2 separate regions of the Homo sapiens genome follow, and region 1 is linked to region 2. A link is a contact called in ENCODE Hi-C data. All regions are on one chromosome and are shown on one strand. Each heading gives the region's core, a stretch centred on a gene start or an enhancer-like site at or near the end of the contact. The rest is flanking DNA. Distances are from core to core; before and after follow the strand shown.

The links. A loop is a pair of places that touch in the nucleus more often than their neighbours do. Pooled maps may share reads with other maps.
Region 1: a map of endothelial cell of umbilical vein shows a loop between it and region 2 (8-fold over the local background). The contact joins the promoter of PRKD1 here to the promoter of G2E3 in region 2. A Hi-C loop is called at or near these places in 1 of 168 maps with a recorded cell type or tissue (endothelial cell of umbilical vein) and 9 of 50 pooled maps.

What each region holds. Positions count from the first base shown.
Region 1 is chr14:29,924,096-29,929,877 of GRCh38, reverse strand. PRKD1 (protein kinase D1) reads left to right here and starts at 2,031. Exons shown (of 18, transcript NM_002742.3): 1 at 2,031-2,629. The coding sequence starts at 2,366. It overlaps LOC105370429 (a long non-coding RNA gene), which reads right to left and starts at 1,751. Exons shown (of 3, transcript XR_943703.2): 1 at 767-1,751.
Region 2 is chr14:30,557,847-30,564,401 of GRCh38, reverse strand. G2E3 (G2/M-phase specific E3 ubiquitin protein ligase) reads right to left here and starts at 5,244. Exons shown (of 15, transcript NM_017769.5): 1 at 5,130-5,244. It overlaps G2E3-AS1 (G2E3 antisense RNA 1), which reads left to right. Exons shown (of 4, transcript NR_151720.1): 3 at 3,567-3,665. RefSeq lists an enhancer at 5,389-5,578.

The sequences.
Region 1 (5,782 bases), core at 782-3,281, 630 kb after region 2:
AAATTCATTGCAATTATGAATATTAGAAATAATATCATTTGTGGTTTTACTCCATCCCCCCTCCCCTTTTCACTGTGATCTTTTTAGGGCAAGGACCACCTGTCTTCACAGCTGTGCAACTGGTGCCAGTACAGTGCCTGGAACAGAGAAGTCCTCAACATGCAGTTGTGATATCTATAAAACATGAATGTCTTCAGCGCTCTTGAATCTCAAGTGAAACTAGCTTTTTGTAAGTCTCTTGTAAACTGACCAGCAAGCTTTTTTTTGATAATAGAAAACTGTGGAATATTAACTTTATTCTGATTTCAAAGAAAATGAAGTATAGTTTCGGACATTTAAAAGAAAAAAACCTCCTTCAGAATTCAGAAAGGCATTTCATCAAGAAAAATTCCACCATTTTCCTAGATTAGCTGAGTCTAGAACATTAGGAAAATTACCTACCTGTATCAGGGATGAAGAGGACCACCTCATAAGTAACTATGCAGGGAAAATGTAAACACAGGTAGACCTTATCAAACCATCACATTCAGAGAATAAATTCAAGTCTCTTCAATGCAGTTGTGCAGCCTTGCAGTGTTTGGGGCTCCATTACTGACCCTGGGAACACGGTTCTAAAGGAAGCTACCTTGCAATATCTTGGGCCACAACCAGAAGTTAAGACAATAAATAAATAAATAAATAAATAAATAAATAAATAAATAAAACAGAACAAAATAAGCTATACAAAATACAAAATGTTTGTTTAGGTATGTTTGTGTGTACTTACGCAGAGGAAGGGGAAAGTCTAGGGAAGTGGCGAAGAGAGAGGCAAAGCTGACTACATTATCTGCGTGGCCCATTGCAAAATACAAATGTGAGACTCCTTGATTAAAAATTATGAAGAAGAACAAAACAGCGACAGTAGACTATTGTCCCAGAATATTAAACCAAACACGGGTCTTATGAGCTGTGGCCTATACAACTGCATAGTCGCACACCCATGAAGCCCACCCTGGTTGGAGGGGAGAATTATAATTCATCTCCAGCGAATGTAAAGCAATCCCCACCCTGCCAAAACAACAGTAAAAATAAACGGCGATCCAAATTAGGGCAGGTTGTGCCCAATCCTGATGGCTGTGCTTGTGATGACGGTGGCGGTGCTGAGGTGGACTTGGGGGCACTGCTCCTATATAACAGACTTTAGATTGATAGAGGAGAAGGAAAATAGTTTCTGAAGCTCCAAAGTAGAAACTTCAGGCGCAAAGAATAAGGTAAAGGAAAGGAGACCGCATCAGACCTCCCTCCTGCCCTTGGGCAGTCAATGCCTTTTCTTTCCAAAGCGACCCTCTCCTTAGATCACTGTGTATATCCGGTGCCTTAGGAGCTGGGGTGGAGTACGTAGGTTTGGCTGTAAGGGCGCGTCAGAGCGACAAAAAGGGTAGAGACAAGTTTAAACCCCTTTCTGTGGAGTGGCTTCCTACCCTCTTTGGCCACAAACCCCAGGGCTCCCAGAGGGGCCTGGATGTAAGTGGGTTCCAGATGACCCATCCTCCCTTGACCCTCCGAAGGTAAGACCCAAGGGGAACCGCTGTGATCAGCATTCTTGAATTCCTCAAAAGTCACCTCACTTGTAGAAGTGCGTAGTCCTCCAGCATTTGGAAGAGGTGGCAGGGACCTTGGGGCCCGGGAAGTTCGCGACCCCAGGAAGCGGGTCTGAGGCGGTGCACCCCATCCACTCCGTCCGCAGTCGGGGCGGGGCAGCGGGACCCGAGAGGACGGGAATCCCTGCAGGGAGGGAAGGGCCGCGCCTGCCGAGGCGGCTCCGAGCCCCGCCACTCGGTCCTATCCCGGCTCGCGGAGGCTCAGGCCCCGGGAACTGCGGGCGGAGGGGGCGGCGACCGGGCACCCTGCGGCCACTGCGGCCGCTGCTCCTGCGACTCCCGCGCCCGCCGGGTGGTGGCTCCCCAGTGCCCGCCCCCAGCTCCCCTTCCCCGCCCCTCACGCCCCCTTCCCGCCCCGGCCCCCGCCCGGCGCTCGGGCCGCGCCGACCCGTCGCCCCGTCCTTCCGAGCGCGCCAGGCGGCAGATTCTTGGCGGCGGCGGCGCCTCCCCAGTGCCGGCGGCCCCGAGCCGGCTGCCGCGTTCCGGGCCTCAGAGTCCTCCCGCCTCGGCCATTTTCCCTCCTCCCCATCTCCTCCCCTTAGTCCCCTCCCCTCCCGATCCTCATCCCCTTGCCCTCCCCCAGCCCAGGGACTTTTCCGGAAAGTTTTTATTTTCCGTCTGGGCTCTCGGAGAAAGAAGCTCCTGGCTCAGCGGCTGCAAAACTTTCCTGCTGCCGCGCCGCCAGCCCCCGCCCTCCGCTGCCCGGCCCTGCGCCCCGCCGAGCGATGAGCGCCCCTCCGGTCCTGCGGCCGCCCAGTCCGCTGCTGCCCGTGGCGGCGGCAGCTGCCGCAGCGGCCGCCGCACTGGTCCCAGGGTCCGGGCCCGGGCCCGCGCCGTTCTTGGCTCCTGTCGCGGCCCCGGTCGGGGGCATCTCGTTCCATCTGCAGATCGGCCTGAGCCGTGAGCCGGTGCTGCTGCTGCAGGACTCGTCCGGGGACTACAGCCTGGCGCACGTCCGCGAGATGGCTTGCTCCATTGTCGACCAGAAGGTAAGTCGCCGCACCGCTGCCAGCCCGGCGCCTCCCCGCGGCGCAGGGGGCGCTGCCCGGCTGGCCCTCTCCGCGCCAACTTTCCGGCTCCCGGGGCTCGGCTGGCCGCCAGCCTCGCCGGCGCTCTGGAAGCGGCTGGCCCCGCCGCGGCTGGACGCCTGCAACCCGAGGCGCTGCGCTCGCTGTTGCTCATCCTCCTCTCGCCCCATCTTCCTCTATTCACCGATTTCTCTCCAGTCCGCCGCCTCCTCACCCATTTCCATCCTTCTCATGACATTTCCAGGTATCTTGCCCTTTCCTCGCCGCGCCCCTCCTTGTCCTTGAGACTTCCCAGTTTTCTTCCCCTCTCTCCCCTACGGACCCTGGACCAGCGCATTCCTGGTGCAGGAATCCTCCTTCCTGCACCAGAGTGCCCCCGGAATGACCTGGAGACAAGGAATTTCTCACCTGTCAGATAAGCTTTTAAGAGAGTGTGATTGACTCGGCCAGTTGTCAAAACAACTGACCAGGAGTGCAGGTACCCAAGGCCTTGTCATCTTTTAGTTCCACTTCTGTATGAGCATGGAAACACATTTTCCAACGACAAAACCTGAAAGTTGCGACCTTCCTATTTTTCATTCCCGGGATGCTGATAGTAGGACGTTGAAGTGGTGGGGGTGATGTCCAGGAACACCCCGAGGCTGGCTGTGTCCTTAAGTTTGAGGCTGTGGGGCTCTGGACAGCGGCCACTGAAGGCAGGTTAGAAGGGTCATTATCCGGGGCCAGGCCACCCCCAGAGGAGACTCAGCCCACCCACCACTGTTTACAGTAGCAATTTGGATTTTCAGGTTGCCTCTGGAGCCATCCAGATGGATGTTGCATGGAAGGGGGTGATACAGACGTGAGGCAGAGGGGGCCATGGCGCCAGTCTTCTTAGTGTAAACAGCCAGCGTTTCAGGAGTGGAGACAGAGGTCTCTAAAGGTGCTGAATTTTTCAGCCCTGGAGGACTGGCTAGCACTCCTTTTGCTTTCTAATTATCACTTGAATAATCATGAATTGCTTTCTTTAAATTATTTGTAACAGAGTTTGCTAAATCTTAAGGGTTGTGAATTGCAGCACTGAGCACAGGAATGTTAAAAGCTCCAGGTGGAAAAAAATCACTGATCTAGAAAGTTGTGAAAGTTCTAGACTAAGGTAACAATGAGTGCCAGGAATTTATTTATGGAAATTTACTTTTATATTACGGGTAATGTCAACTGTTTGCAACTTCCAAGAAAATGACACGTTTTGTCTAATGCTGATGTAAGTCATATCATGCTCCTTTTCCACATCAGTATTGTGGAATGTCTATTGTGGGTCAGCAGGAGCACTCCTAGGCACTGTGAAAGCCTTGTATACAATCCTCTCCATTTGGATGCAGACCAGTTAATGAAACAGCAATGCTTCATAAGCACGTATACAATGTAAAACAAAATTTCTCAAAAAGCAAAGGTAATTCTGTACAATTTTAACTTTTCTAAATTCTAAAGCAAGTGAAGTAGTGTCAGAGAATATTCAAATTGGGTCAAAGTAATATTGATAGACTTTGTTTTGACCAGCTTGAATTCTCCCTCCACCCCGCCCCCCACTTCCTCCTGGAGTTCAGAATGGGGAGACTGATGCCTAGTTCAAGAGGTTTGGTAGTGGGATTTTAAATGGAGGGTGAATTCCAGGTGTCTCAGAAGCTACCAAGGGGCGTGTTACATGGAGAGAGTGAGACGAGAGCAGAGGGAGAGGGACAGCAAGCACCTATGGAATGCAGCAGGCCTGCAGGTGGTGGCCTGGGTATTTAAGGGAAGTACAGTTATGAAAAGGCCTTGAATTAAACTCAAATTGCTAGAAGCCTCAGTAATCTTTTCATAGCGACATCATACCAAGGACATCTGAAAGATGGATTTGCTGTATGGAGGTTTTAGAATGCCAAAAATGTTATGGCAGAAAGAGCACCGAAGTTCAGTCATGAGCTAGTTGGAACATGAGTCAAGACTTGGGGGAGAGACTGGGAGAAATACTGGAAAGGGAAAATCATCAGCCCTGATTGGTGACTGATTTATAAGGGGAATCCTTTCCTTTTGTATTTATTCTAGTAGTTTCTTCTCTCTCTCAAAGAAGTTTGAAAAGTTTGACTGTTTGGAATAGTTAAGGTAAAGATCTCACTTTTTTTTTAGGTTATAAAAAAGTTGGGGTTAGATTTATAGATGTGAACTTGAGGGTTATTTATATACAGAATACTGTAAATAAATATATACTGGATAGTGTTTCTGGACAGAGGACTTTTTCAATTTCTCTGTCATTTGTCATCTCTTTCAGAATATATTATTATCCCAGCAGAAACAAAATTAAGAGAGCTGAAGGTCCATCACAGGATACAGGATCTCTGTGTGTTGTGACAGTAGGAATGGCAGAGTGTCAGTGTGGAGTTAAGGAAGTGGGAGGGAGTTCTTTTGTCTTTTATTTCAGTTTTTTTTTGGAAGTACCTTATGAGGACGTCAGCTATGAGGAAGGATGACAGGAGTTTGGGGATTGGATGTTTCAGGAGAGAGCAGAGGGTTTGAAATCATTTACAATTTACTATGTGGGCTGAAGTCGTGTGGAACTTACAGCAGAAGGTTCTCCTGATCTTTCTGAGTCTTCCACATCTGTTGTTTTAAATGTGTTAAGAAGTTTTTCATTCACTTTGTTCAGGAGCTCCCTAAGTACTAACATAGATCATACGAGCATTGGAAATATTAGCTGACAGTTTCAGTAACATCACAGGACATTTCCTTTGGGATGAGCAACTGAGGTGTACAAGGCTGCATAAGTTTCCCTGAGAAACTCACCTGTAAATTATTATTGTTATTATTTAGAATTTAGAGTATAGTTGTTCTCTAATTATGTAGCAGACACGATTGTACTTGAAACATTGTGATGGTAATTCAACAAAAAATACTTATTTTAAGATAACGTACCCTAAGTATATACTGACTTATATAAGTAAAGAATTATTTCTTTCATCTTCTAGTTTAGGTGAAAAATCTAGTCTTGCTTTTTTGTATGTAACAATGTATGGCTATATAATATGTTATTCTTTCTTTTTAGAAAGTATTGATCCAGGGTTTTATTTACATTATGTTTGTTTATTTAGTTTGCAA
Region 2 (6,555 bases), core at 3,995-6,494:
ATGATTGTGCCACTGAGCTCCAGCTTTGGGTGACAGAGATCTTGTCTCAAATAAAATGGCTAATTTTATAAATGGGAATTTTACCTCAAAAAAAGGTCAAATGTACACCTATCATATGATGCAGCCAAGAGAAATAAGGCATATGTCCATTGTACACAAAGGTCAACAGAAACTTTATTTGTGATAACTAAAAACTGTAACAATGTATATGGATAAAACAAACTGTGGTATATTCATACAAGAGAATACATTTACTAAAACTCATTGAACTATACCCCTAAAATGGGTGACTTTTATTGCATACAAATTGTATACCAGATACTTGTTTAAAAGTTAACAATTTTTATTTAAAACAAAAGGATAAGTTTAAGATAAAAAGCAATGGCTGGGCGCGGTGGCTCACGCCTGTAATCCCAGGACTTTGGGAGGCTGAAGCGGGCAGATCCCTTGAGGTCAGGAATTTGAGACAAGCCTGACCAACATGGCGAAACCCTGTCTCTACTAAAATCACAAAAATTAGCCGGGCGTGGTGGCAGGTGCCTGTAATCCAGCTACTCAGGAGGTTGAGGCAGGAGAATCACTGGAACCGGGAAGGCGGAGGTTGCAGTGAGTCAAGATCCCACCATTGCATTCAGCCTGGGCAACAGAGTGAGACTCTATATCACACACACACACACACACACACACACACACACACACACACACAAAAGTAACAAAGTTACAAGTTTACATTAAGTTATCAATATATAACTAGTCCCCAGGAAACAGATGTCATCCTCCCCTACCCCACCCCACCCTACCACCCATTGGCTCCATATGTCCATTTTCATGTTTCTTCATGATTCCACTGTCATAGCAACACATAAGACCTTTCCAGCTTGGCTTCCAATAGTCTTGTGATATCCCAACTCCAAAATCAAGAAATCACATGAATGGTCTAGCCTGCATCAGATATGCAGCTCTGATATAAATACCTGTACCAGTTTTGTTGGGGAAGTGGTATGGGACTTTAAGTGGTATGGGGCTTTATGTCCCTTAGACCAACCCTACCTACTGGTCATGAGAATGATGTCCCTACATTGTTGGGCAGGTTTTTAAAGAAAAGCTGTGGGCAAGATTAGGCAACTGTCTTAAGTGATCAAACGGAAAAAGAAAAGTTTTGTTTTTTAATTCCCTAACATTTTGAATTAAGATACTTTTTATTACATCTAACATACCACTCATAATTAAAAAAAAAAAAAACTGTACCAAGAGTGTAGGGACCAGCCCCACAGGATCGGTGGGTTTTTCTCCCCGTGTGCGGAGACGAGAGATTGTAGAAATAAAGACACAAGACAAAGAGATAAAAGAAAAGACAGCTGGGCCCGGGGGACCACTATCACCAAGACACGGAGACTGGTAGTGGCCCCAAATGCCAGGCTGTGCTGATATTTATTGGATACAAGACAAAGGGGCAGTGAGCCATCTCCAATGATAGGTAAGTTCACGTGGGTCACGTGTCCACTGGACAGGGGGCCCTTCCCTGCCTGGCAGCCGAGGCAGAGAGAGAGACAGCTTACACCATTATTTCTGCATATCAAAGACTTTTAGTACTTTCCCTAATTTGCTACCGCTATCTAAAAGGCAGAGCCAGGTGTACAGGATGGAACATGAAGGCAGACGAGGAGTGTGACCATTGAAGCACAGCACCACAGGGAGACGGTTAGGCCTCCAGGTAACTGCGGGTGGGCCTGACTGGTGTCAGGCCCTCCACAAGAGGTGGAGGAGTAGAGTCTTCTCTAAACTCCCCCGGGGAAAGGGAGACTCCCTTTCCCGGTCTGCTAAGTAGCGGGTGTTTTTCCTTGACACTGACGCTATCGCTAGACCATGGTCCTCTTGGCAACGGGCGTCTTCCCAGACGCTGGTGTTACCGCTAGAACAAGGAGCCCTCTGGTGGCCCTGTCCGGGCATAACAGAAGGCTCACACTTGTCTTCTGGTCACTTCTCACTATGTCCCCTCAGCTCCTATCTCTGTATGGCCTGGTTTTTCCTAGGTTATGATTGTAGAGCGAGGATTATTATAATATTGGAATAAAGAGTAATTGCTACAAACTAATGATTAATGATATTCATATATAATCATATCTAAGATCTATATCTAGTATAACTATTCTTATTTTATTATTTTATTATACTGGAACAGCTCGTGCCCCCAGTCTCTTGCCTCGGCACCTGGGTGGCTTGCCGCCCACACAAGAGGAAATTAAATATTTTAAAAATACATTTTAAAAGCTACTAAATCTTTTGGTGCCTCAGTTTCTTCATCTTAATATAGAGATAATAAAATGGTTGTGAGGATTAAGTGAGAAAATATGTATAAAGCATTTTAAATTCATGAATATTAACAAACATTGCTCCTGATTTTTTGCCACTTGAAATGTCCTCTGAGCCTATAATTTCAATACTTATTTTTCCATAGTTTATAAACCATATGCTATCACTAAAATCTCTACTAAACTACACAGAATTATATGCTATCATCTCAGAAAAAAGCCAAGCCTTAAAAAAAAAAAAGCAACAACTTTTTGAGTCATTAACCCAAGACAAAATGTGTTAAATTGTTAAAATAATAAGTACTCACTGAACATACACAGTTTCAGAGTATCATGACACTCACTGTTCTGCACTGTGCACTGCAGACATAAAAATTAAAAGGACAAGGGCAGTCTCGCACTATATATTTATAAGCAAAAAGCACAGCCTGGAGAAGTCTTTAAACCCATTTGAGTAAAATCTTAAGGGGAAATAAAAAGGCCAATGGCTAAATATGCATAAAATGTAATAAGAGATAGATTTGGAGAATTCTAGTAGTATTGATAGAACATCAGCAGGTTGGAAGAGACTGGTGTAATATTATGAAGATGGTCCTTGGGAAGAGAAGTTGGTACCAGACTCTGAAGGGCTCTGTAAATAAAAAGCAAAGCTAAGAAATTTGAATTATATATGGTAGACAATGAGAAGCCATCAGAGATACTTATGGAGCAACATCTGGAGGGAGACTGAAGAGAGGCAAGAAATATTACTTTTTTAAAAAAGCATAAACTTTTGAGTTAAATCTAATTTCCGACTTCAGTTCCAACGTGTTACTAGTTGTGTGAGAACAAATTACCGAGCCCCTCTTAGCCTGTTTTCTTATTTGAAGATAGTAACTACCTCAGCGATATTGTAAAGATTAATGAGAGAATGTATGTGATGCGGTTTTTACAGTTTAGTAACTCAATGTAATTGGAGACTTATGTATCATTTGCTATGTGGCACACACTATTTTAAGGTCTTTGTATATATTAACTCATTCAATCCTCACAATAATCCTACAAAGTAGGTAACCTCATCATACGGTAGAGGGAAATGAAGCAGAGAGGTTAAACAGCTTGCCCAGGGTCACCTAGCTATCAAGTGGTGGAGATGGGCTTCAAACCAAGGCAATCTGGCCCCAGTTCCATGTCTTTAATCAACACATTATAATGCCTTTCTAGGAAAGATCAAATCAGTGTTTTGAAAACTCACAGTATTTTCTAACCTTTCAGTTAAATATGCAGACTGTTCAATGCCATCCTCCAGACCTACTGATTCAGAATCTGAGATCTGAAGTGCAGGAATCAGCATTGTTGAACAAATCCTTCAAGGTAGTGTATACACAATAAATTCTGAAACTCACTGATTTAAGAAAGAGCAAAAATCCAATGAAAATAATTCAGGTAGAAAAAAATAAAGAGATTAGGATATAGCGATCAATTTTTAAAAATTACCATTTGTTGACAGCACATATGAAATGAGCAGAAAGGCTTAGAGAAGTATAGCCAATGTCTCTGTTACAAAGACACTATATGAAAAATGCTCATATTTTAACTATCCTAAACACCGAGTATTTAAGTCTATTCTTCCTGGCTAACACTTAAAAGTTCAATAGCAGGAAGAATGGGGGTGCTGGAATAGCCAGCACTGGATGAAGGAATGTTTTTATTCTGATTATTATGAAGTCCTACTTTTAAAAATATATTTATACATTTAAATGGTACAATATCCTGGTGTTAAAACCTTAAAAGGAACTTAAAATATCTTTTCGTATTAAGCTACACAAAACTGACGATTTTTAATAAAGATGTAAAACTTGTACACATTTAAAGTTCCCATTTATAGTTTACATTTATGGCACACTTTTAAACCATTCCAGAAGGCATGACTTTACTACTGGGTTAGACAGAGTTCCATATTTCAGATAGTTCATCATTAAAAATTAAAAAAAAAAAAGCCCAAAACAATAAAACCCAAAGAAACAGATGCTCAAAGCATTAGTGGATTACTTCCAAAAAGACTCCATAATAACCCAGTTGGCCAATGAATGAGGGAGGCGAAAAGGCAGGGCGGTGGAACTAAACCTTATCCCTATTGTTTGCAAACTAAGACCCTAGTTAATCACCACCGCTGTTACCACAGCCGGTTTAAATAGGAGTCTCGGATTTTTGCGGTACATGAAAAATGTCAACCGTGAAAGAAAAATATCCGGGTTTTAAATACAAAGGACACTCGAATTTCAGTTTAAATCCCACTCAGGCATTTCAAAGACTGTCACTTCCCTGCAGTCCAGAGTTAATCAAGGTTGCCCGGGTATCTCTCTCAGGAGGAACGCGGAGCCACGTAGAGCATCTTTTCATTCTAAACCCGCCCCAACCTTCCATCTTTCATTAAAAGAGATTTGTTTAAACGTGGCAACGCCTTCACAGTGAGATTTAACTACTGTTAAAATTTCAGCATTCGAGCCGAATTGGTGGAAATAATAAACTACGGGTTTAAAAAAAGCCACGGAGGATGCGTATAAACAAGGTTTACTCGCGGGGGACCGGCAGGGCCTCCGAATCCTCAACACTGAGAGCTGGCTGGCGTGCGCAACCGTCGAGAGCGCTGGTCCAGCAAACGCCCCCAGTGCCCCGAATTCCCTTAGTCTCCAGGCCGGGCCCCAGCACCAGACGTCCCCAAAAGCACTGCGAGGCCCCGGCTGCGACGTCCGGCCTCCTGACACCCTCTCCCACCCCACGGTCCTGCTTCTCTCTCTGGAACGTTCTGCGTCTTCCCGTTCCCCATTTACTCACCAAGGAGAGCTGGGCAGAAGTTCCAGAGCCTCAGTGCCACTTTTCCCGGCCCGCTGTACGTCGGGGCACGCCGACCGCGAGCAGCCACATTCAACGGCCCACAGGATTCAAATTCGTCCACTTCCGCTCGCAAACCCGGAAAGAGCGGTCGGCCCCGCCCTCGAGGGGTGGGACCCGCGGAGGCGCTGGCTGTGGGGAAGGGCCCGTGTGCTCCCGCCCTTCTGGCGCTCCTGCGCTGCTGCTCGGTGCTAACCTGGCTGTGTCGCCTTCGCTTGTTTGTTTTGTCGGGTCTCTCTCCCTATTTAGGAGCTCAGAAAAACTCCGGGCGCGGGGTCATTGTTTCCGCCTATTTGCTCTTGAGGGGATCCTCTTTTTTCCAAAATGGACAGAGATGTGCTGAAGTTTCGTCACCTTCGAGGAATGGGGCGAATGAAAGCACGAACGGAGGCAGGAGGGTTTTATCTTTCCCTTCATCCTCGAGGAAACAGCAGCAGCAGCAAGAAGGAAAAAAACAAACCCTCCAAGTACTTAGTGCAGCCTTTCCTGGGCCTCTCAGTCCTATCCCGGCACAGTCAGGGCTTTTAATTTATTTCTGTCCTGGGTTTAGGGAAAACAAAAAGCCAAGTTCACCCGTATTCAGCCAAAAGTTGAAAATAAGTGGTCGGACCAATTCCTGGTCTCAAATAAACTATTTGATGGTGTTAGAAGGCAATAAATTTTATTTCCCCCCTCAGATAAGGGCTCACTTTACGAGATTATTAAGTATTGTCCCGTGAGATTATTGAAACAACAGTATCTTTTCCTTTATCGAGGACCACAGTATGTCTTTGATCCAAAACGTCTTAAGCTTCTGAAGAGACATCTGGGAGCTTCCAGAAACTAAAGGAAGGACTGGAAATGCTAGGGGGTGAGGGGCGCTAAATAACTCTGACCTTTATGGCTGTGATTGATGTTGCCACCAGATCATCCTCACATCTAATAACATTGAATTACCTAAACGGATCAGTACAAACCAAACCATGACAGCATACCTTTAGCCTTTGTCAAAAATACAGTTTGAGGGCCGGGCGCGGTGGCTCACGCCTGTAATCCCAGCACTTTGGTAGGCCGAGGCGGGTGGATCACGAGGTCAGGAGATCGAGACCATCCTGGCTAACATGGTGAAACCCCGTCTCTACTAAATGTACAAAAAATTAGCTGGGCGTGATGGCAGGCGCCTGTAGTCCCAGCTACTCGGGAGGCTGAGGCAGGAGAATGGTGTGAACCCGGGAGACGGAGCTTGCAGTGAGCAGAAATTGCGCCACTGCACTCCAGCCTGGGCGACAGAGCGAGGCTCTGTCTCAAAAAAAAAAAAAAAAAAAAAAAAAAAATACAGTTTGAAAGGTTTACTAGATTTCTGAGAACCTATGCTACAGGTAATCTGACA